2 separate regions of the Homo sapiens genome follow, and region 2 is linked to region 1. Evidence: chromatin loops called from intact Hi-C (ENCODE). Cell type or tissue: A673. All regions are shown on one strand. Each heading gives the region's core, and the rest is flanking DNA. Links, peaks and the distances in the headings are about the cores only.

Evidence for each region. Hi-C counts contacts between places; a loop is a spot of excess contacts. Peaks named below come from ENCODE experiments on the same cell type or tissue, not always from the same donor. Only the 100,000 strongest peaks of a DNase experiment are listed, where the experiment ranks them.
Region 2: a loop joins it to region 1, with 3 times the contacts of the local background. A loop is called at or near these places in 3 of 110 quality-filtered maps.

What each region holds. Positions count from the first base shown.
Region 1 is chr4:132,231,785-132,240,148 of GRCh38, reverse strand. No RefSeq gene overlaps it. Among named protein-coding and RNA genes, the nearest start is that of LINC01256, 360 kb to the left of the region's middle. In A673, for the core only: no CTCF peak of the experiment used is centred there; no DNase peak of the experiment used is centred there.
Region 2 is chr4:130,746,385-130,754,748 of GRCh38, reverse strand. No RefSeq gene overlaps it. Among named protein-coding and RNA genes, the nearest start is that of LINC02479, 370 kb to the right of the region's middle. In A673, for the core only: CTCF peaks have their summits at 3,421 (motif pointing left) and 6,718 (motif pointing left); no DNase peak of the experiment used is centred there.

The DNA of each region.
Region 1 (8,364 bases), core at 244-8,243:
TTTGCCTTTATGGCAGGGACTAGAATGTAGTGAGTGAGGTGCTTGCCTGGGGTGCAAAAGCTCAGTAACTTAACTAATAATATTCCAATAAATATTTTGAAAAATCAAATTTAATGCAAAACTACCAAAGATAAAATATATTTAAGAACTATCAAAGTACTAAAACATTAATATGTTTGTAAAAGTTTGGATCAGTATTACTGATTTTATTTCCTCAAGATTTAATTTAGGTCAATATGGCTCAGTTTCTAATTCTGAAATTAATATTTTGTTCACCATAGATTTTTCTGTTAATTATGTTTCTTTAAAATTGTGTTTAAAAGCCATTTTTCTTGGTTACAGAGATTATTGACATGTTTTTACATTTTGTACCCCAGCCAAGTGCTTCACTCCTGTAATCCCCGCCTTGCTTCCTGATTCTGAGCAGAAAAATATATTGAAGCTGTGCTGATTCCGTTTAATCATTTTATGGGGCTGAGGCATATGGAAGGAGTAGAAAAATTTCATTAGTCTCCAGATCAATAGAAGTAGTATTCATACTCAATATAGATCAGAAGATCCTGGATCACAAACCTGGTTTCCTGAGACATTTGGAGTTTATGGGTAGAGAGTAATATATTTTGCTTGCAGAATGAAAGCAATAATTGTGGCCAAAAATAAAATCTACGGTATATGTTGTAGATATGCATTTTATTCATAGATCTTTCCTCCAAGGCCTTCTCATGGCTACTCTCTACATATTGGGCATAGATTTTTGACCTGATGTGGTTAGTGGAGTATAGGTAAATGTTGACCCAAGACAAGGGCTTACTGTGCCTGCATAATTTAACTGGTTCTCTTACACTCTTACGCTGTGCCATGAAAAGTGCAAAATTCATGTATCTTCTGATGCCAGAATGAGGGACACGTGGAGCAGGCCTGAAGCTTACTCACAACTAGGGCCAAGCCTAGGCAAGATCAATGGACCCATAGACTTGCTGAGACAAAGTAGAGACAAAACTTGACCCCACTAATATACATTTCTATGCATACCCGGAAACAACCAGGCCTTGCACCCTCACCCCCACTGGTGCCAAACCTGCTGAAACCTTGCAAGTTATTTAAGAAAGTTAAGATAAGCAATATTTTGCTGCAAATCTTGTCCAAAGTAGTCGACCCTGCCACCTGCATGCACACAAGACCAGGAGGATGACCAAACATAATCTTTGCCTCATTATAACACTAAAATATTTGCCAAAGGTGGAGCTTATCTGCTATTTTCTGACCATGCAATGTATGTGTCAGCATGAATACTTACTACACCTGTGCACCTGGCACTCCACCCTGCACATATAATGACACTGCACAAATTATTCATGTTACCCTCCTCAAAACACCACAAAGACCTACCCTGGGGGAGCCTGTCAGAAAACTCTTCCTCCAGAGCTGTCTCCCTTATGCCCAGCCTTTTAGAGCATAAATCTCAATAGACCTTATTTGGGAAAAGTTTGACTGCCTTCATGTTAATTTATATTACACTGAGAGCCAAGAACCTTGCACCAGTAACATTATGAGTGAGAAATAAATGCTTGCTGTTATAAGTACTAAAGGGATTTTGTTAGGCAATATAATCATATAAAGGTGAAGAGTAGAGGTCTCTCTTTTGTCTCTCTCAACATCTAATTTAAATCTGTGGACAATCTTCTCGAAGTTTTGAACCATCCTCTGTCCACTTCAGTTATCAGCATATGGACTTGTTACTATTTACTGAAAAAATAAAAGACACCAAATGTCATTTTTCTCAATCTTTTCATGCCACTAATCTCCAAATTTAGTGGTGCATGCTGTCATTCCTTTCTTCATACATCTTCTCAAATGACAATTTTCTACCTCTTGAACTTAATTCATTCACCTGTGATCTGGATCCCTTGACTTCGAAATTTTCAGGGACTTCAATGAATTGAGTGTGCTGGTCACTCACCTGTATCAACAAGCTCTATATCTAACTTGAATGTTATTTTAAGGTTATGAATATGTTCATGTATCTCTCATTTAAGTAAAACTAACCCTGGATGTTTTTCTAAACTTGTACATCAAAAGCATATTGTGCTATTTGTATGTCTACTTTCCTATATTCCCTTCAAGTGCTAGAGTCCAGTTGTAACGTTATTTCTGATTCTTTAAGTTTATTGAAGTTGTATAGCCAAAAGTCACTCTTTTGATTCTGCATATTTTAATATGCACATTACAGCACAGATATCATCTGCTGTCTTTACAGCACTGCTGAATATTTTCTCATGTAACTCTTTTAATTTATTTATTTTTTACCATTCCATTGCAGGTGCTTAACTCCTTTTGTACATTCCTTTAATATGTATGTTTTAAGGTACTTTTAAAAATCTTTTTTATATTTTCATGCTACACATCCCTCCTTAGACATTGCTATGTTCCACAGTTATACTAGCAGGTAACAAGTAGTATGAACTTATCCTTTCTAGATATTTTCACTGAGCTATAGTCTTAAATATTCTAGTGTATTCTTAGCATGAATATGCCTCAGCCTTCTTTAATTTACCATACACAAAACAGGTACTTATTGTCATTGCTCTTTTTTATATAATTTCTGTCTTGGCTGGTTGTGAGGCATTCATCAGTCTTATAAACATACATCATATAAAACCTTTCCTTCTTTTTCCACATCACATTCGATCTATCAGTAAATTACATTGGTTAAACCAAAATCTTGTCTTTAATCTATATCTTCTCCCTGCAATTTAATTTTTAATCTTTTAAAGATTAAGATCTCTTTGCTTCTTATTAAAGAAAACCACTACAGAAATTATCAAAACACAAGTAGGCAAATTAAAAAGTGGTAAACATTTCACAGAAGTGATAGAACATGTAACAATGTCTTTGGCAGTGTTCAACCTAAATGTAAATACAAATTAAGCAAATTTAAATACTTGTGAATAGTTAAATACTTGTGAATGCTTTGCATATGTTAATTTAGAAAATAATAAAATAAAAATATGAAGTACTTATAATGATATTGATGCACTCAAACACCATTGGTGCATCATATATTGTTTCAATTTACTTGAAATTTTGCAGAGCCACAAATTTAAATAGCCATAAAAATTCACATTTTTTAATCTACTGAGCTCTTCTTCTCCATTTCAGTAATATATTCTTAGAAAATGTTCAAGATTACAACATAATGCTGTTAACAAACATCTCTGACCAGTATTCTGATTTGGAGGACTTTGCTATTCACAAGATTGGCTGCATAATTTGCCGGCTCAGAGACACATGAAAATGTGGGGCTTCTTGTTCAAAAATTAATTATTTCAAAACAGCAGAGCTTGAAACCAAGCATTGGGTCTTTCTGTATGTAAGGCTCTGTTCAAGAGCACAGGTCACATATCCATAAGGCTGGCTGTCCAATGTATCTGCTTTATTTATTTTCACGTTGTTATGTATTTTATAACTTTGTATTTCCTTAATTTATTTTTATTTTTAATTTCAATAGCTTTAGGGTTACAAGTGGTTTTTGATTACATGGATGAATTATACAGTAGTGAAATCTCATATTTTAGCACACACATTACTCCAGTAGTGTGCACTGTACCCAGTATGTAGTTTTTTATTCTTCATGAGCCTTCCCTCTCCTCTCTTCTAAGTCTCCAATGTCCATTATACCACTCTGTATGCCTTCTTTGCATACCCATAGCTAAGTTCCCACATACAAATTAGAATGTATGGTATTTGATATTCCATTCCTGAATTATTTCACTTAGAATAATGGCCTCCAGCTCCATCCAAGTTGCTGCAAAAGACATTCTTCTTTTTTTCTTCTTTATGGCTGAGTAGTATTTCATGGTGTATTTATAACACATTTTCTTTATCCACTTATTGGTTAATGAGCACTTAGGTTAGTTTTATATATTTGCAGTTGTGAATTGTCCTCCAATAAACATACATGTGCAGGTGTCTTTTTGATATAATGACTTATTTTCCCTTGGGTGGATACTTGGTAGGATTGCTGGATTGAATGGTAGATCTACCTTTAGTTCTTCGAAAAATCTCTATAATGTATTTTATAGAAGTTGCACTAATTTACATTCCCACCAACACTGTGTAAGCATTCCCTTTTCACCACAACTACCCCATCTATTGTTTTCTGACTTTTTAATATGGTCATTCTGGATGAGGTAAGGTGGTATCTCACTGTGGTTTTAAATTTGCATTTCCCTGATAATTAGTAATATTGAGCATTTTTTTCTTTTCATTCATTTGTTGGCCATTTGTGTATCTTATTTCCAGAAATGTCTATTCATGATGTTTGCCCACATTTTGATGGGATTATTTGTTTTTTGTTTTGTTTTGTTTTTGTTTTTTTCCTGCTTATTTGTTTGAGTTTCTTGTAGATTCTGGATTTTAGTCCTTTGTCTGATGCATAGTTTGCAAATATTTTCTCCCATTCTGTGGGTCTTTTGTTTATTCTGATGATTATTTCCTTTGTTGAGCAGAAGCATTTTAGTTTGATTAGGTCCCATTCAGTTATTTTTGGTTTTGCTGCACTTACTTTTGCAGTCTTAGTCATTAATTTTTTGCCTAGGCCAATGTCCAGAAGAGTTTTTCCTAGGTTATTTGTCTAGAATTTTTATGGTTTGGTGTCTTAGGTTTAAGTCTTTAATCCACCTTCAGTTGATTTTTCTATATAGTGAGAGAAAGGAATTCAGTTTCATTCTTCCACATGTACTTATTTAGTTTTCTCAAAACCATTTATTGAATAGGGTGTCCTTTTCTCTATTTTTGTTTTTGTTTTTGTATGCTTTGTCTAAGATCAGTTGATTGTAAATATTTGGCTTTTATTCTGGGTTCTCCATTCTGTTCCATTGGTTTATGTATCTACTTTTATACCAGCACCATACTGTTTTGGATACTACAGCATTGTAGTATAAATTGAAGTTGCTTAACACTATGCCTCCATGTTTATTCTTTTTTTGCTTGGGAATGCTTTGGCTATTTAGGCTCTTTTTTGGTTCCATATACATTTTAGGATTGCTTTTTCTAATTCTGTAAATTTCAGAATAATTTTCATTATTCTGAAAAGTGATATTGGTATTTTGATAGAAATTGCATTGAATCTATATATTGCTTTAAGAAGTGCGGTCATTTTTATAATGCTGATTCTTCCAGTTCATGAGCATGGAATATATTTCCATTTGTTTGTGTCATGTATGATTGTATTCATCAATGTTTTGTAATTCGCTTTGTAGGGATCTTTCATCTCCTTCATTAAGTATAATTAATTTTCATTAAGTATATTATTAGGTATTTTACTTTTTTACAACTATTTTAAAGGGGATTGAGTTCTTGATTTGATTCTCATCTTGGTCATTGTTGGGCTATAGCAGTGCTACTGATTTGTGTACGTTGATTTTATAACCTGAGACTTTACTGAATTCATTTGCAAAATCTAGAAATCTTTTGAAGGAGTCTTTAGGGTTTCTCAGGAATACAATCATATTATCAGCAAACAGAGAGCTTGACATCCTTTTTTCCAATTTGGATACATTTTCTTTCTTTCTCTTGCCTGATTGCTCTGGCTAGGAATTCCAGAACTATGTTGAATAGAAGTGGTGAAAGTGGGCATCCTTGTCTTGTTCTAGTTCTTAGGGGGAGCATTTTCAACTTCTCCCCATTCAGTATAAAGTTGACTGTGGGTTTGTCATATGTGTCTTTTATAATTTTGAGATATCTTCCTTCTATGCCTAGTTTGTTGAGGGTTTTTAATTATAAAAGGATGCTGGATTTTATTGAATGCTTTCCCTTTGTCCATGGAGGTGATCATAAGGGTTTTGTTTTTAATTTGGTTTATGTGATGAATCACATTTATTGACTTTCATTATGCTAAACCATCCCTACATCACTGGGCTGAAATCCCACTTAATGATGGTAAATTACCTTCTTGATGTACAGTTGAATTTGATTTGCTAGAATTTTGTTGAGGATTTTTGCATCTGTGTTTATCAAAGATGTTGGTCTGTATATCCTTTCTTGCCTTGGTAGCAGTGTGATGCCAGCTTTATATAATGAGTTATGGAAGATTCCCTGGTTCTCAATCTTTTGGAGTAGTGTCAGTAGGATTGGTACAATTTTTTTGTGAATGTCTAGCAGAATTTGGCTGTAAATTCATCTGGCCCTGGGCTCTTTTTGTTGCAAAATTTTTACTATTGATTCAATCTCACTGCTTGGTATTGGTCTGTCAGGATTTCTATTTCTTTCTGATTTAAGCTAGAAGGATTGTATGTTTCCAGGAATTTATCCATTTCCTCTATATTTTCTAGTTTGTGTGCATAGAGGTGTTCATACTAGTCTGAAATAATGTTTTATATTCCTATGGTATTAGTTGTAATTTTCATTTCTAATTGAGCTTATTTGGATCTTCTCTCTTCTTTTCTTGATTGATTTAGCTAATGGTTTACAGGTTACATGATTTTCTCAAAGGACCAACTTTTAGTTTCATTGATCTTTGTATTTTTTTGTTGCAGCTTCATTTAGTTCTACTCTAATCTTTGTTATTTCTCTTCTTCAGCTAGCTTTGGGTTTGGTTTGTTATTATGTCTCTAGTTCAAGGACTGATGCTAGGTTGTCAATTTGTGATCTTTCAGCTTTTTGATGTGGGCAAACAGGGATTGAATGCCTGTAGAAGAAAATACTCTGCTATAATATCTGAGACATCAGAATGGTTCAGGGTAGTAGTAGTTACAAAGCAATGGAATTACATGGCTTTTACTGAGTGAGACAGATGTATTTGAGAACTACAATGACAGGTTGAAGGTGATTAATTACCAGTTTAAGGAAGAGTCTAAAAGTCAGAGGGCCTATTTTATAGCACATAAAAAGAGTCTTATCTTTTGGAGTCAGAAGGCAGAGAAAGTTTAGGATCAGGCCCAAAACTTAATTATAAGGCTAGCAGAGATCCAGAGAAATGTTGAATTCTCAATCCTGGATGGTCTGTCGTACCAAGTCAGGGACCTAGTTGGCAAGGATTAATGCTTTTTTACTTAACACAGGAATATCCAAGCAACATACTTAAGAACGTTGAACCTTCAGATTCCCCAAGACCTTCTAGTTTAAGGAAGTTTTCCATTGTTCCCTCTTAAAGGCTAGCAATCTCCTCCTCTCACCCTCCACTCCTTTCCTGAAGATGATATGGAGCCTGTAGCTTACAAAGCAAAATCAATCCCCTTCAGAATCTACACATACTTTTTACTTCCAACCCATAACTAGAGTAAAATCACAAATTAATCCAGTCTGGAAAGTGCCGAGTCGGCTTTGTGAGGACAGTTACTATCCCACAAAAAGCTGAAGACCTATTAATTATTAATCAGCAGGAAACAGGACAATATGTATGAGATTAAATCCTGAAGGTGCAGAATCAAAGGCGAAGGGATATAAAGTTGAAAAGGGGATAGCTTATCCATCCATACGGGAACATGCTCATGTGAGAGAAAATTTAACACCTTGGCAAGGTCCTAATAATACAATATTAATGCACTGCCAAGTGGAATTTTGGAAACTCAAAAAAATATGTTAGCTTACACAAATTGAATTAAAACTGGCAGAACAACCATGGTCCACCATGGGAATAAGGATCAAAGGGCTCAGGAAAATGAGAATAAGAGAATGGATATGTTATGCAAGATCAGAAAATCTACCTGGGGACTATGGCCCATGGGAGGACCCAGAAGATACTCACTTCCCCAAAATAATTAGAAATGTGTCATTGAGAAAGGTTTTAGGACAGAATGGATAATAGGAGATGTTACAGAATCGTATTCCCTATTATCAGTGTAGATGATCATATATCAAAACAATAGAGTATTGGACCTTAATTATGAAATAAAGATGGACAAATTTATTTTAATAAATGGCAAGGTAAGATTGATAGCATAGGGTGCTTAACCTTCAGAGAGTTAGGCAAATTCTTCACAAGTATAGTGTTACGAAATAAGTGGGCATCGACATCTTCTCAATTTCTAAAATTTAACAAAATAGAGTATTGATGATGAGGCCCCTAGCTTAATAAAAAATCATGACTAACTTGCCCATTGTCTGGAATGGAGTCATTGTTTTAGTTCTATATCCTATTGAAGGAAAGTATATTCCTCTGAGGACCCTGATTATCTCATAGAACTTGATTTAGATGATGATATTCTCAACTTCAAGCATAAGACTGATGCCATGAAGGAATGAGGCTTCTGGGGGAAAAGGTCTTGTGAGAGGGCTATGAGTATTGTGCATTTGGTAGGTACGTGAATTGTCAGAGAAGAGTTCTAAAAACTATTTTTCCTTAAATGACAACATTATTTCCTA
Region 2 (8,364 bases), core at 71-8,070, 1.5 Mb after region 1:
GACAGAGCCTTGCTAAAATTCCTAAAGGCCTGTGCTACAATTCATCAACAGAGTCCTTCCAAAGGCTCCAAACAGCATCCCTATCTGCCACTGACACTCGAAACACCATTGGATCACATGGTTTAAGTGGCAGAGCAGTTTGCACAGCACCCTGGAGACTTATCACAAAGCCTTCTCTTGTTCTGGGCCCCATTCAAAACTAGCAGCTTTTTGAGTCACTTGGTAAATGGGCCAGAGTAACACAGCCAATGAGGAACATGTTGCTGCCAAAATTCAAAAAGGCTCACTAGGTAGACATTGTGCCTCTTTCTTGGTTAGAGGAAGAGCCAAATGCAACAACCTATCCTTCCCCTTAGAAGAGCTAGTCATTAAAACTAATGGCAACAACAGCAATTACTTTTGCCTCAACCTAATAGTTCTACATGACCAACACCATTGGACTCATAGAAATTTTACTGACATTGAAGATCTTTAAATTTTAGTCAGATTTATTTTCCACTCTCTAGAGTTCTTGCTACTTTATGCCCACCAGCTCCAATCAGCATATGTACCAATGTAACAGACAAGTGTGAAATCTTACAGAAGGGAAAGGTGATCAAGGTCCATGCAAACCAAATTATGACGTAAGACTGAAGAGTTGATATACTCCAATGTAGGACAACAAAGATATATGGCAGGCCTTGCCAGTTAAAAACTGACGGCTTCTGGTAGGCCTTATTAACAGGAATGAAAGAAAATAAATGTGCCAGGTCAATAGCTACATACTAGGTACCAGGATATGTGTTAATTTGCTCAACCAAAAAAAAAAAAAAAAAAAAAAACCACGTCTGGTACAGTAGGTGCAATTGGAATTATGACCTGGTAAAGACTATGATAATCCAAAGTTATCCAAGATCCATCTGTCTTCTGCACAGGCAAAATAAAAGAGTTGACTGCGAATGTGATGGAGATTACTACTTCTGCTTTTTTTTCTTTTAAGTCCTTGATAGTGGCACTAATCTCTATAATTCCTCCAGGGATGTGTTATTGCCTTTAGTTTACAATTTAATGAAAAAGAAGTAATGGCAGTGATAATGGCTTCCCAGTTGCTCTTTTCTACCATAGTAGCACAAGTCATGGTCCTAAATGGAGACTCTGCCAGGTGCTAACTTTGTCTTTTCCAATTATGCACCTGCTACCGGAGAAATGACCACAGGGTGGATTCAGGGACCAACTATGAGACAGACATGATCGAAAACTCCATGGCTCACCTGACCTCCATAAGCTCTTACTCTGATTGGTGGCCAGAGTGACATTTTGGGTTTCCTGGAATTTGTGTCAGTTCAGAGCCAGTGTGCAGTAATTCCCAAAATGTCTGGTTACTTCCTTTTCTCCTGTGCAGTAATTCTGATAAAAGGCTGTAGGTCCCTTTGCAGAAGTCTGGGAAAATAATTAACAGTATTGATTATTGACAGTATGCTAGGGCCCTTCCTCAAGACGACAAGCCTCCCCTTCATTTAGGAGTTTCTGAGTCTGCAAGTTGGCCCACGTTAGAAAATTGGATGAGGGGCCATGACTTTTTGTTTTTATAATTGAAATCAGACTTTTTTCACTTGACCTAGAAATTTCTCCTTATACAAATCAAATAAGAGTTTAGTAGGCTATCTATTTATCCTCTAGGAACATAATGATCAACCAGCCAAAGCCATAGGTCTGTACAAATTAGACTATTCTGATGGTTGCTTTGACTCTGCTGTTCATTATGGTAACCAGGTCCACTCTGCCTTTGGCACTTAAGAACTACCACAAGACCACCCCCACACCCTGGGATTTAATTACTCTCACTGAATGTAGATATCCCGCTTCAGTGGCTGCAATTCCCACCCTAAGTTCTGCTCTACAGAGAAGAACAATCACAGAACTCTTCAAGGATGACAGGGTTCCACTGAAAAAATTATTTCTCACCATTTAAGTAAAAGGTGCATCCTCTGGACTCTCCTGGGGTGAGTTAATAGGTTTTAAATGACAAATAACTCTAATATTTCAATCTCCCAAAGCCTTTGAATCTCTTCCTCTATAGTTTACCAAGGGAGTTCTGACATTTCAAGTTTATTTACTGTGGACCACTTTTGGTTTGTTTCAGCCAATGAACCAAACAAACTAATTCCCTCTCCTATACCATTAAATGCAGAATATCTTCTAAGTGAGCCCAAAGAAATTCTACCTTTATGTTCCTTCCATCAGTATCCCACACTGTTAATATTCATTCACATATGCATTCTCTGGATTTTTCTCTACATATATTATTAAAATAAAGAAGTTATTTTGGAGCATAGCATACTTCCTCATGGTTCACACCTTGTACCCCACCTTTAGGGGCTTCTGGGACTTATGTCTAGTTATAGGTCTAAAATAAAGAGGGTTGTTGAGGGTGGGTCATGAAAAAATCATCAGTGTCTTCCAAGGCAACTGCCTCAAGGGACGCCATAAAAGTTTCTTTAGAAATAAAGAGCAAATGTTCTCAGAAGGAGGTGGAGATGATGCTTCTACTGGCACAGAATACTCATCAGGATTAAATGGTTCAGTCTTGACCTTCATCAGTATCTTCTCATATGTCTCCATTCAAATTTTCAGAAATGCAATTCTTCCCAATCAATGCCCTTATTTTAATAGACAGCTCCCTGAGAGGTTGGGAATTCTACCTGCATTGTTATTTAACCACTTGCATTATGAGACTCTGCATTTGGTTTTTATCTGTCTCAGTTCTGAGGCCACAGGAGATAAGAATCTTTTTCAGGCAGACATAGAAGCTTTCAGGTTATTTTTTGCAGCAAATGGGCTTGGGAATTTGAATACTTGATCTCACGCTGTTCCTTCCTGTTTGTCCAGTGACATTAGGAACAACAAGCACAACTGATTATAAGCATTATTTTGAGGAAATGTTCAAAGATATCATGAACATTGTCACCCAGACCCTCATAGACATGATCACTCAGAACCTTGCCTCTTATATGTGTCTGATTAGCAGTATCCAGTGGTGGTATTTTGCATATCTGTATTGCTGCATTATACCATGGACTGTCAGTGCACTCTTTACTACTAGAAATAGATTAATGTTTTTTAAATCTAATTGAATTGGAGAACCAATTGCAGAAACTCCACAGCCAATTTACAAATCAATACTTAAAATTCAGTTCCTCTAGAACCACTCCCAGTATCAAAATTTGTATTAGTTGGGGTTCTCAGTAAAAGGTAGCAAAAATGATGCATATATGTATAGAGAGACATTTATTTTAAGGAATTGTCTCATGTGATTATGGAGGCTGGCAAGTCCAAAATATGCAAAGTGGTCCAGGGAAAAGCAGTTCTTGATGTTCAGATTCAAATGCCATCTGCTGGCAAAGTTCTCTCTTCTTCTGGGGACTTCTGTCTCTTTCTATTTAGACCTTCAACTTATCACGAAGAGTAAACTTCAACACATTTTAGAGATTAATCTATATGCAAAGTCTACTGATCTTTCAGTGTTAATCTCATCTAAAAAATATATTCACAGAAACATCTAGAATAATGTTTGACCAAATATCCGGGTATTGTGGCCTAGCCTAGTTGACATACAAAAATAACTATCACATTGTCTTTGTAAGAAACCAGCTCCTGTATATATTATTTTTTCTCTAATTTCAAAATTATTGTTTGATCATTCATTATAGTTATTTATTTAAGTGATTATTTATATTAACACTTTATTATAAATCACTTCTAATTTCATTTGTGAGTATTTATTCTCAAACTTCTTTTTTTTTGAGACGGAGCTCTGTCTTCAGGCTGGAGTGCAGTGCCGCGATCTCAGCTCACTGCAACCTCCACCTTCCGGGTTCAAGTGATTCCCCTGCCTCAGCCTCCCAAATAGCTGGGATTACAGGCACGTGCCACCACGCCCGGCTAATTTTTTGTATTTTAGTAGAGACGGGTTTTCACCATGTTGGCCAGGATGGTCTCAACCTCCTGACCTCGTGATCTGCCCACCTTGGCCTCCCAAAGTGCTGGGATTACAGGCGTGAGTGACCGTGCCTGGCCTATCCTCAAATTATAAAAATCATTCCTAATTTTATTATTTGTGCCTGTTTCTATTTAAATATTTGAGGCTTTTAATGTTATGCTAGTTTTTTCTTTTTCTTTTTTGATAAAGCTTTTAGTATTTATTCTTTTATTAAATATATTTTTCACTGTAATATTAAAGTGAAGTTTATAATTTTCATATTCTTTTTAATAGAAATATTATTTAAGGTTCTGATTCTTAATTATAGCTAACTGTACATAGCCAAATTATCTGCATTTGACTTTTAATTTTTTACTTCAAATTTTATTGTTATATCCAAAGAATGTAATATATAATGTGACCATTTTCATTCATTTTATTCAGATTTTGTCTATTTAAGCTATTCAAATATTATTTGAGAAAGTGAAAAAAATTATATTAATGGGATGTGAAAGTGTGAAGGTACTAATAACATCAAAATTTTTAACAGCGTAGCCTATTTAATCTCTCTCTGAGGCTAGAACTTTATGAAATGAATGTGTGTGTGTGTGTATGCGTGTGTGTGTGTGTGTGTGTGTGTATTACAAGTGGCCTTTCTTACCTAAAAAATCCTTTCGATATTTTCATGCCTGCTTTTTCTTTCTATATTCATTTGCCTAACATTTCTTTCAATATGTTTTGAAACTTTATTTCCTTAAATGTGTTTTCCGTAAGAAAATTACTGATACTTTCATATTATCACTATCTGAAAAATTCCACCTATTCCCATTTTTTGTAATGATTGATGGACTTGACTATATTCTACTCATTTTAATTATTCTTTCTATTAAATAGTCACATTTATTATTCTCTTTTAAGTTTTATTATGTTGCTATTCATTCCAATTTGTCACCTTGCTTATTTAAAAATAATTCTATGTAGTCTATACAATTAATGCTTATCTTATTGACATACTCATAATTAGAGGCAGTCTCTTATTTTATTTTAAAAAAGCTAACCACTTCGTTTTGCCACCATAATAATCACTTTCTCCTTAAATCTTCTACTCAACTAAAATAATATCTTGACCATGCTGACTTTTGTCCTCTTTCTTCCCCTCACCTTTTACTAATAAGAGATTTAGGTTACTCTTTATTCCTGTTTCTACTGATATCCTTATGAGTGCCTGAGATAATTTAATATTTTTAGTTTTACATCACTAACAAAATTTTATTTCATTTTTTACTACTTTATAGATTTCTTATTTAGTACTCATACATATTATATTTTCCAAAGATATGATTAGCATGTTAGCTATAGCTATACTTACATTTCAAAGATCTATGATCTTGTTGTTTACTGTGTTCTTCATTTCTCATCATTTTGTGGTCTTGAATCAGAAGCATTTTTTATATGGTTAAAATGACATCTCCTATAATTTTCAGTTGATGTATATAAGGAATACAAACTCCAAATATTTCCATATTTTTTCTTTCTGAGGAATCAGTTATACTTTGACTGTTATATGATTAATATATGATTTCCTGTTTCATTTTTTTCTCCCTGAGCAACCAATAATACCTTGTTATGTGATTAATAATACTTTGTTATATATGACATAGATATCATATATAACTTTGTTATATGTTATATGAAATAATACTTTGTTATATGATTCAACATATGATTGCTTTTCTCTCAGAACACTCTGGGTTTTTTCATATGATAAAAACAAAATGCTGAAAATTATGTTTGATAATTATTTTAATTTTGATTAACAATTATAGAACTTTGCTATGCGATTAGATGAGGAACTTTAATTTTAGTCTACTGCTTATCTGGAAAATCAGAAGACGTGGCAGAAAGATTATAAAACACCTGAATGTGTAGGTCTGGGATAGGAAGGGCAAAGCAAATAAAATATGTTAAAATTGTAACAATCGTTCTTCCTATGGTTTATTTTAATAAGTTAATTTAAATCTTTTATTCCAAATACTACACAGTAATGTTTCAACAATAAATAGAGAAATCGGTTTAATGTAAACATAATCTTAATATTTTGTATCACCTGTTGTAATTTTTAAATTATGGATCTCTAAATAAGTTTCAAAAATTTCAATTCACATTTTAAGTTTTATTCAAGTCAATAAGTAAGAAAGTACATATTCTTTTTTATTCAAGTGATTTTTCTGTGTGAATATACATAACCTCAATAACCATGCTTGAGTCAGATTTAACAAACATTATAAAATCATATGTATCACACATATAATGCACATTATTTTATTACTATAATTTTCAAATAACAAAAATAAAAAATCTTGTTTTATACTTATTCGGATATTCTAATATTTACACATATTCTTAAATTATGTTTCATATGTACATATACACAATGGTTCTAATGTTAATGTTTAATTTACTGACGTTTGCATTATCCTGTTTTTCAGAAATACTTTGTTTGATAAAATAATCTATGCTCCTTTCTGTTAAACTATTTTAAGGATGGTTAGTGATAATGACTTTAACTCTACAGATTAAATCTATGATTGTTTTTAATTAGAACATACCAAAGACTATTAGAAATAGCTCAAGTTTTGATGATTCCTTTAAGACAACTTTCTGTTTCAGAAAACTAAAAATGCCTATTCTGTCATTTGACAGAGAAACTGGTAACATTAGGTAATGTATTTCAAAGAGTATAGTGCCATCTATTGGATAACATTCAGTCCCAAACTGTACTCAAGATATATTTTACATTTAAAGTATATTTTTGATGTAACAAAACCAAAAAAAAAAGGCCCAGGCTTTACCTAAATCGTCATTAAGTTTGTCCACATACCCCACAAAAATTCACATTGCCATTGTTTGATAATTTCATAGTGTTGCTGAATTACTACCTTCAAAACTAAGAGTAGATAAAAGATCAGGCTTTACTCATAGTGTTTAAGAAACAAAAAAGGCAAACTTGATAACTGTCTATTTTGAGGAATAATTTTTAAGGTTATATTCATTTATGAAATTGAATTTGTGCCTACAGAATTATTAACTTTAAAAAAAATTCACTGTTAAACCTGATATTATTAATATCAATATATCAATATAAAATTTCATAGGGAAGGCCAGGCAGTAATTCTTCATGTAAATATAAAATTTGCTGGAAAAAGAAAAGATAGGGTCAAAGAAGAAAAAGAGAACCTAGGACACAGAAAATATTTCAAAGAGAGAAAGAAATGTCAGCCTTTTACTTGGATTCAGGCCATCCAGATGCTTTATATGAGAGCGTTAGCTATCTTGCTATGCCCAAGTAAAATTAGAAATATTTTGTTTTGTGATTGCAACTACTTTAAGTCAGGATAACCCTTCTGAAAATTTAGCAAAACAGAGGCTGACTGTTGGTTTTCCTCAAGCCTGAGCTGCTTCTTTCCTTCACACATGACATTGAGGCTCTTATTTTATTGAAAAAATAGAGATGAGTAGTGTGTCCCAAGAAAGGCAATAAATGAGGAACTCACTCTAGTAAGTTATCTTTCTCTGTACATTTTTAGTGCCACTGTATAGAATTTAATTAAGTGGTGGAAAGCAGCCTTGAGGTCATTCAGAAAGAATATAATTATGGCACATTACAGACGTAGTCTAATCTAAATTATTTATTTTGTAAAGTGGAAAGTACTGCTATATTTAGGTCCAAGTGTTAGTGTTGGAGGTGGGGAGGTGAGTAGTTAAGTATGGAGTGCAGAATATATGCTAAATCTGAAAGCTAAAATATTTTATTTTTATTGCATAAATGCAATTTGTATGCAAAATATTTAAAAAGCAATGTAAAAATCCACAAAAATTATTTCTAAACATATTGATCAAACTGCCATTTAAAGGGCAGAATAGAAAAGTTTGTGTACTCCCAAATCTGTACTTCATTAGCTTATCTTACTGCCTATTCTTTATCTTTTGAATTTGGGTTAAACATGCTTACTAAGTTTATACATTCATTTATACATAAATTTGACCTTAAGTGACATTAAATTGGAATGAGTAGCATTGGGGATTTAACATTCAAAGAACTAAAGGGAAGTTTATAAAGACTTATTTCACTTTATCGGAAGCTAGTAAAAAATGTATAGTACATATGCTGTCATAATTAAGCAAATATTTTAATATATAAACAAACACACAATTTGATTCTCTAATTTCATTATGTAGTCAAGACACATTTTTATTATGCTATTTTATAGATAAGAGAAGCATGACATAACATTTGAATGATTCTCTCAGAATTCCATGAGAAGTAAAGCTGGTTCTTGAATTCAAGCCAAAAATTCCACTTCCCGGTTCTACATGTATGTCAGTCTGCTTCTAAGATTCCTGTT